Linked DNA regions of Homo sapiens: all the other regions are linked to region 1. A link is an interaction called in ENCODE POLR2A ChIA-PET data of the cell type or tissue named here. Cell type or tissue: PC-9. All regions are shown on one strand. Region 1 overlaps WNT7A (Wnt family member 7A). Region 2 overlaps LINC00620 (long intergenic non-protein coding RNA 620). Region 3 has its middle 81 kb from the start of WNT7A.

Region 1 (2,500 bases):
CGAGTGACGAGGCTGCAGAGGGGCTAGATCCTAACACACAGCCTTGAATGCCAGAACAAGGAGTGGGACTTTGTCTTAGGCCAGAGGTGCCCAGAAGAGGCTTTGGTGGGGCAGTGCTTGGGCAGGTTTCTGGCCCTGTCTGGGATAGAGTGGAGTACAGAGTGAAGGGGCTGTGGCCACGGTTGGTGCCTAAACCCAGCAGGAGCCTCGGGGCGCACGGCTGGGGAGGCTGTTTAGGAAGCCTAATAGGTAGGAGATGTGTCAGGTGTACTTGGTGTGGAGGAACAGGGTCGTAATGGAAGCCATGGTGTTTGTAGGATTGCCCGATGGGAGGGTTAAAGGGGGAAAGCAGGAGAGAGCCTGGGCCACAGCCTGGGCAAATGGGTACTGGGACGGGAGGGCTATGGGAAGGGAAGGACAGTCAGGGAGGTTGGAGGAGAACCAGAAGAACCTGGGCCTTCTGGGTGCATTTGTGAGTGCGTGTAGACATCCCCCTGCAGGAGTGCAGAGAAGCCTGGGCAGCTGCGAAACCCAGCCAAGGGCCAGGGGTCTCCGAGCCTCCATGATAATATTGTACCTGGCAGGCCAGGCTTTCGAGTCCTTACTGTACAGAGAGAGAAGTGCACCAGGGAGCTCCGGGGGCCTGGGGGAGGGTGGAGGCTCTCAGCAACCCCTTCATGAGAGTGTGGTGACTGAGCCCAGGAGAGGCAGCCCTGGGGATGGGGGCCCAGCTGGGACGGGGCTGGCCCCTGCTGGAATGCGCCTCTTGCTCCAAGGGAGGTGAGCTCAGGGGGATGGAATTCCGCCGAAGTGAAAAGTCACCTCCCAGTCCCTGCCCAGCCTCTTGCACACGGAGGGGTGTCGGTCTTGTCCCTTCCTGCCCTGCCCCGTCTGGTCCGGGTGCTCCTGGGAGCTGGATTCCCACCCCTGCCCTGGCCGCAGGCAGGCCTGTGAGTCAGGGGACACCAGGGACCAGCCCCTGGCAGCTGGGGCGGAGCCCAGATAAGGCCTGCTCAGCTATGCTCCTCTCTGCTGTCCCGAGGGCCACTTGCATATTTGACCAGATAGAGTGGCCAGTGGTGGCATGTCGAGGGCCTGAGGAGCCAGGCCCCGCCCAGCCCGAAGCTGACTGGCCAGGCCAGGCTGGAAGGAGGCATCCTCAGTCTGCCGTGCCCTCCATTCCTGCCCCGCCCCTGGGCACAGGTGTGGGTTCTTGCCCTTGCGAATGGAAAGGCTTGCAGCCAGGACTCAGGGGACTTGGAGCAGGAATGGTCTTGCACACATCTCAGCCTTTCAGGGCCTTGGTTTCTTCCATGGCAGGGGCTTCTTTCCTTTGCTCCCAGGAGGGTCTCCAGGTCTGACATGTGGGCTGGGGAATGACATGGGGTTCTTGGGACCATTGTACCCCAACCCTGTCTGCAGCTTCTCTCCCACACACACCACCTTCCAACCACACACTCCTGCAGTCAACCAAGCTTGTTCGCACCTCAGGGCCATTGCACAGGCCGCTTTCTCTGTCTGCAAAGCTCTTTCCTTGAATCTTTGCAGAACTAGCTCCTTGTATTCCTTCAATTCCTGGCTCAGATGTTGCCTTAATGGGGAAGTCCTCCCTGACTTCCCTCCCCTGCTGTCTGTCTCATCTCTCTCCATCACCCTACTTTACTTGCATGTGAAACCACCGCACAGAATGATCTCATTTGCACAGCTCTTTGTGTCTTTATTGCTTGTTGCCTCCCACTGCAGGGTCAGCACCACAGGGTAGTGATGGCCTAAGTTCACCCCTAAACCTAGAACAGTGCCTGGCGCATCGTAAGTGCTCAAGAAATATTTGTTGAGTGAACAAATGATATGGCAAGTGCTTGCTCTGTCTTGGGGGGATTTCCAGGAGCAGGGCTGCAAGGTATAATACAGGACTCCCACTTAGAGTTGAATTTGAGATAAACAAAAGTACGTCCAAACTATTGCACAAGACATACTAAAAAATGATTCGCCATGTATCTCAAATTCAGATTTAACCAAGTTTGTGGTTTTGAATTGAGCTGATATTGAGATAATTGTAGATTCACATGGAATTGTGGAATATGAAGAGATCTTGTGTACCCTTTGCCCAGTTTCCCCCAATGGTGACAGCTTGCAAAACTATAGGACGAGGGTCACAACTAGGATGCTGATGCTAGGACAGTCAAGATGCAGAGCACACAATGGTCCCCAGGTTGCCCTTGTATAGCCACTTCTACTTCCCTTCCCCTTCCGAATCCCCAGCAAGCACTAATTTGCTCTCCACTTGTATACTTTCATTATTTTAACGATGTTACATAGGTGGGTCTTACAGTATAACCTTTCCAGACGAGCTTCTTTTCATTCAGCACAATTCCCTCAAGCCTCCTTCAAGTGTTGTGTATCAGTAGCCGGTTCCTTTACCTTGCTGAGTAGTATTCCAGGGCACAGAGTCTCCACAGTTTGTTTTGCCATTCACCTCTTGAAGGATGTCTGGGTTGTT
Region 2 (2,500 bases), 200 kb after region 1:
CTGTATCCTGGTGTGATGGAAACCATGGGGCTGGGAGCTGAGAACAGTCATTAGTCATAATGGCTTAGCCAGCTGTGAGGAGCAAGGTAGTGACAATGGAGGGTGAGGGTGTGGAGAAGAGAGGAGGCAGAGGCCTCCGAGGAGGCGATTGCAGTGACGTCGGTGAGAGACGCAGGTAGTGGAAGCAGGCCGGGGCAGTAGAGGTAGGGGAAGAGGCAGGAAGTGGCGAGTGCTGGAGTGGGTGGGCGGAGGGCTGTGCAAGACTCACCGCTGGCTAGGAGATGAGGGGACGGGCAGGGGCCAGGCTGTCCAGGTTTCCGACTGAGCAACTGGGTGACCAAAGACACCATCTCCTGCGTATCCCCTGATCCAACTGGCCTTGCGCCTCCTCCCATCTCCAATTCCTTCCGCTGCAACCCCTGGATTCAGATTGCTGCCAGCAAACCCACTAAAACCACCTCTTCCCTTACCTCCTGCCCCTGGAGCCCCAGCCCACGTTTGGGGCCCTTGTTGAGGAGGCGCCCTCTCAAGCCCCAGGTCTGGAGATACAGTGTGCAAAGGATGGCCCAGCAAAGACCATGTGCGTTGGTACTGGCAAGGGGAGCTCCCCAAAAGAAAATGGGGAACACTGCAGGCAGGCACATTAGCTGAGGTTCTGTGGACATGTGCTATCCAAGAGCCCCAAAGGGTGGCTACTAAGGCAATGCCCATTTACAGTTGCGGAAACAGGCCCCAGGAGGCAAGATGTCCCAGCCGATGTCTCTCAGCAGGACAAAGACGCTAGCAGTGTTCACTTGGGACCTAATCTGCAGTTGCCTCCTGCCAACCCCCAACCCCGGCCCACCCCGCACCCCAGCCAGCTCCCAGCCCTCAGGCTTTGCTGGGCCCCCTGCAGGGATGGCTCAGCACCAGACCTAGGGCGTGGGCCTGGTGACCAGGTCTGGGGGTGGGAACATCAGGGCATAAATCCTGACCCAGCTGACAGTGCCCCGGGGCAGACACAGAGGCCCTAGTGTCACCTTCCTGTCCCCACCCTTCCTGGCATGTTTCACAAGGTCAGAGGTGCTGGGTGGGGTGAACAAGCACATAAACCTTGGCCCCAGCCAGGTCAGCCTTGAGCTTCCGACCTGATAAATGGACAGAGAAGAGGACGAGGCCTGGCCCTGCACTGACCTTTAGGGCCAAGAAAGAGTGAGTCACAGAGGGCCAAGCTGCAGTGGGGATATCCAGGGGCCTGAGTGGAAGCCACAGCCAAGCCCCATCCAGGAGCATGCAGAGAGGGACCTGGAGCAGATACCTCAGGTGTTGGGGTGGGGTGTCCAGCTCACAGGCCCAGCCTGGGCCTCCTAACACCAAATGCAGCCACCACCACCCCCAGCCTGCTCCTCCCTTCAACTCTGGCTCCAGCCTGGACATTGGACAAACTCCGATTGCCACCTGAGTAGCTGGAAAGGACCCAGCCCTTCTCTCAAGCAGTTCATGAGGAGGGGGGCGGGTGGAGTGTGCACGCACACATTTGCTTATTCATTCGACACGCATTTGTTAGTGCCTGCTTTATGCACGGTGCTAGGTGCTGGGGACTCGGATCTTATTTTGCTGCATCAGTCCTGAGAAGGACTACCTGCAGGGATGTGTGAGGGCGGTGGGGGCACACAGCAGGCAGATGCCAACTCTGTGTGGGGTGCTCAGAGCTGAGCATTGCAGGATGCGTAGGAGTTTGCCAGGTACAGAATGGGCAGAGGCGTGGAGATGAGAAGGGTCTTGGAGGGTGCTAGGAAGGGCTGGTGGCCAGGGTGGCTGGAGTGCAGGGAGTGGACGGGGAGTGATGGGCAATGAATCTGAAGGGGGCAGGGACCGGAATGTCAGGCCATGGAACTGGGACTTGATGCCGTGGCAATGGGGAGTCATGGTGGGGTTTACACAGGGGAGAGGCCAAAAGCTCAGTGTCCTCTCTGCTAGCTCAGCCCCAAACATCTTCCTCTCACCTCCTGACGCAGCAGATAAGGACAGCAAGGCTCAGAAAGGCCAGGTTTCCTGTCCCTCCCCGATCCTCAGCCCCTCATCACCCGTGGCTGGACTCCCTGTGTGGCCTGGGCCAAATATTCAGCTCTTCTGGGCCTCAGTTTCTGTGTCTGTAAAACGGGGATCATCATGGAAGGAAGGAAGAGTTTAGTGAGGTAAGAAGGCTACACAAGTAGCCCGCCTGTCTCCCTCAGGGGAGGCAAGACAGACTGGTTCCAGACCATTTGCTACCCCAGGAAATGGCTGGGCAAGGTCTCTCTGAGAGCTGGAATGACCAGGCTGAACACAGGGCTGTAGGTCAGGCATCTGCTAGAACCCAGGTACTAGAGATCAGAATGCCCTATACACACACACACACACACACATACACACACACCCAGAACAGTGGCAGACACCCCCTCCCCTCCTCAGATGCGTTTCACCAGGTTCCCCCACACTCACAGCCACGCGCCTACAGAGATGCAAACTCACACACAGC
Region 3 (2,500 bases), 51 kb after region 1:
GTGACCACTCCCACTCAGGACACCAGAGGTTCTCTATGCCACACCCATGCCAGCACTTGGCATAACCCAGCTTTCTAATTCCTGCCCGTCTAATCAATGTAAGGTGATAGCTCATTGTTATTTTAATGTGCATTTCTCTGGTTACTAATGAGCTTTCCCATCTCTTCCTGAGCTGTTTGGCCTTTTCTGTTTCCACTTCTATAAATTGCTGGTTTATATATTTGGTGCATTTTTCCACTGGGTCTACTATCTGAAAAACCTCCTCTGAGCTTCCCATCTGGCCAACCTCCTTGGCTCCTTCAGAAGCCTGCACTAACCCATCATGTCCTGGGCTCTCTGCACTCCATAGTTCCCTGGGTATTACCTCCCCAGCCGGAGGCAGGGACTGTGTTGCATCCTCACCCCTGCTCACCTGTCTGCCTCGCTCATTCACCCACTGGGTTCCCTTCACAACTGGGATAAAATTCAAACTCCTTACCACGGCCAGAGGGTCCACTCTGTCCCAGCTGACCCTGAGCACTCTTGATGTCCCTGCTAACTTGCTTAAGCCCCTTGGGCTTCCTGGCTGGGTCTGACATGCCATGCTCCTCCCCACCCTCCCTTCCTCCAGGCAGGACCTCGTTTAGAAGTTACCTCCTCCCAGCTGCGCAGTGGCTCACGCCTGTAATCCCAACACTTTAGGAGGGTGAGGCGGTCGGATCAAAAGGTCAGGAGTTCTAGACCAGCCTGGCCAATATGGTGAAGCCCCATCTCTACTAAAAATACAAAAATTAGCCTGGCATGGTGGTGGGCCCCTGTAGTCCCAGCTACTCGGGAGGCTGAGGCGGGAGAATCACTTGAACCTGGGAGGCAGAGGTTGCAGTAAGCCGAGATCGTGCCACTGCACTCCAACCTCGGTGACAGAGCAAAACTCTGTCTCAAAAAAAAAAGTCACAAGTCACCTGCTCCCAGAGGCCTTCCCTGACCTCCCTGCCTGAAGTACCAGTGCAAGGATACCTGCCTCCACTCCACTCCCTGAGCTAGCTTTGTCTTTTCCTGGCCCTTACCAATCTGGTCATTAGGTCGTGCACGTTCTGTGGGTTTTTGGAGGTGAGGCAGCTGATGAATGCCAAGTCCATAATAAAAAGTGTAGCCCCCATACGGGAGCCCAGGCCCCCGGGTGCGTTCCCCACCCTGCCCTGACGTAGTGCCCAGGGCTGTTTAAACTCTGGCATTTATGAGATTCCACCTAATACCTCTCCACTGGCTGCTCCTAAGGCATGGCGGCTTAATCAGCACCAGAAAAGATGTTGGCAGTGGAGGCAGACAGGCCAAGGACATTTGTGCTCGCACCTCCTCAGAGCACAGCCACTTCCTGCAGGCCCCAGCATGGATCTCCCACTCACCCCGAGCCCCGTGCACCTAGACAATGGTTCTGTAGGACGGCTTCTTTTCAGGGAACTGTGAGCAGGAGTGGGGACACACCACAGCCAGACCTGGGTGGAGAGAAGCGGATGGACCTAGTCCGCCTCTATTCTGGATAGTCACCTTAATAGAGGAGCCACGGGTGGCAGGAGGCTGGGACCCACCTTGCCCATGGGGACCCCCTTTCTGCATGCCCTCCTGGGCTGCTGAAACACAAGAAACCAACCTCCACGGTGTTAGGCCACCAGGATACCTCGGTCTAGCCGCAGCTGGAATAATCAACTAAAACGTGGATTAAGGCATCGAGGCAGGCCCATCACATTCGCTGGAGGAGGAAACCAGAGTAGGCCAGTGCCCGATAGATCTCGGTGAGTGAACCCATAGATGGGATGAACTGAGCCAGCCCTTGCCTCTCTGTGCTCCCTCCAGTGTAAAGAAGTAATATCCATATGTGTGTGTGTGTGTTTATATATATATAGTTATTGTTGCTGTTGTTGTTAAGACAGGGTCTCACTCTGTTGCCCAGGCTGGAGTGCAGTGGCACAATCTCGGCTCACTGCAATGGCTGCCTCCTGGGTTCAAGTGATTCTCCTGCCTGTCTCCCGAGTAGCTGGGATTACAGGCACGCACCACCACACCCGGCTATTTTTTATATTTTTAGCAGAGACAGGATTTCACCATGTTGGCCAGGCTGGTCTCGAACTCCTGGCCTCAAGTGATCCACCCGCCTCGGCCCCGCAAAGCGCTGGGATTACAGGGGTGAGCCACTGCGCCCAGCCATATCCTTTATATTTTTATTAACAAAAGTAATACATGTTCCATAGTTTAAAAACATGCAGAAGTATCTAAAGTGAAGGGTTAAAATACACTCATCTCCAAAATCCTGCTCCCCAGAAGTAACCACTATGATCAGTTTTGCCTATGTGAATTATAAACATATACATACATATTCCCATTGTATGACTGTTTTACAAGTTGTTTTCTGAACGTCAGAAGAAGCACAAATAAACACTCCTCATTCTCTTTAACAGTCAGAGTATTTCACAGCCTGAAGGTATCCAAATGTATTTCATCAGTCTCCTATTTATGGACATTG

The links. Peaks named below come from ENCODE experiments on the same cell type or tissue, not always from the same donor. Only the 100,000 strongest peaks of a DNase experiment are listed, where the experiment ranks them.
Region 2: POLR2A ChIA-PET joins it to region 1 with 6 read pairs; 6 of 35 experiments call an interaction of 5 or more read pairs at or near these places.
Region 3: POLR2A ChIA-PET joins it to region 1 with 8 read pairs; 3 of 35 experiments call an interaction of 5 or more read pairs at or near these places.

Annotation. Positions count from the first base shown.
Region 1 is chr3:13,848,836-13,851,335 of GRCh38, reverse strand. The region is part of intron 3 of WNT7A (Wnt family member 7A); the gene reads left to right. Among named protein-coding and RNA genes, the nearest start is that of WNT7A, 30 kb to the left of the region's middle. RefSeq lists an enhancer at 630-924. In PC-9, no CTCF peak of the experiment used is centred here; a DNase peak (open chromatin) is centred at 945; H3K4me3 peaks cover 361 bases; H3K27ac peaks cover 1,457 bases.
Region 2 is chr3:13,651,476-13,653,975 of GRCh38, reverse strand. All of the region lies in intron 1 of LINC00620 (long intergenic non-protein coding RNA 620), which reads right to left. The region is part of intron 1 of LOC100293612 (a long non-coding RNA gene); the gene reads left to right. Among named protein-coding and RNA genes, the nearest start is that of LINC00620, 2.0 kb to the right of the region's middle. In PC-9, no CTCF peak of the experiment used is centred here; a DNase peak (open chromatin) is centred at 985.
Region 3 is chr3:13,797,597-13,800,096 of GRCh38, reverse strand. No RefSeq gene overlaps it. Among named protein-coding and RNA genes, the nearest start is that of WNT7A, 81 kb to the left of the region's middle. In PC-9, no CTCF peak of the experiment used is centred here; no DNase peak of the experiment used is centred here.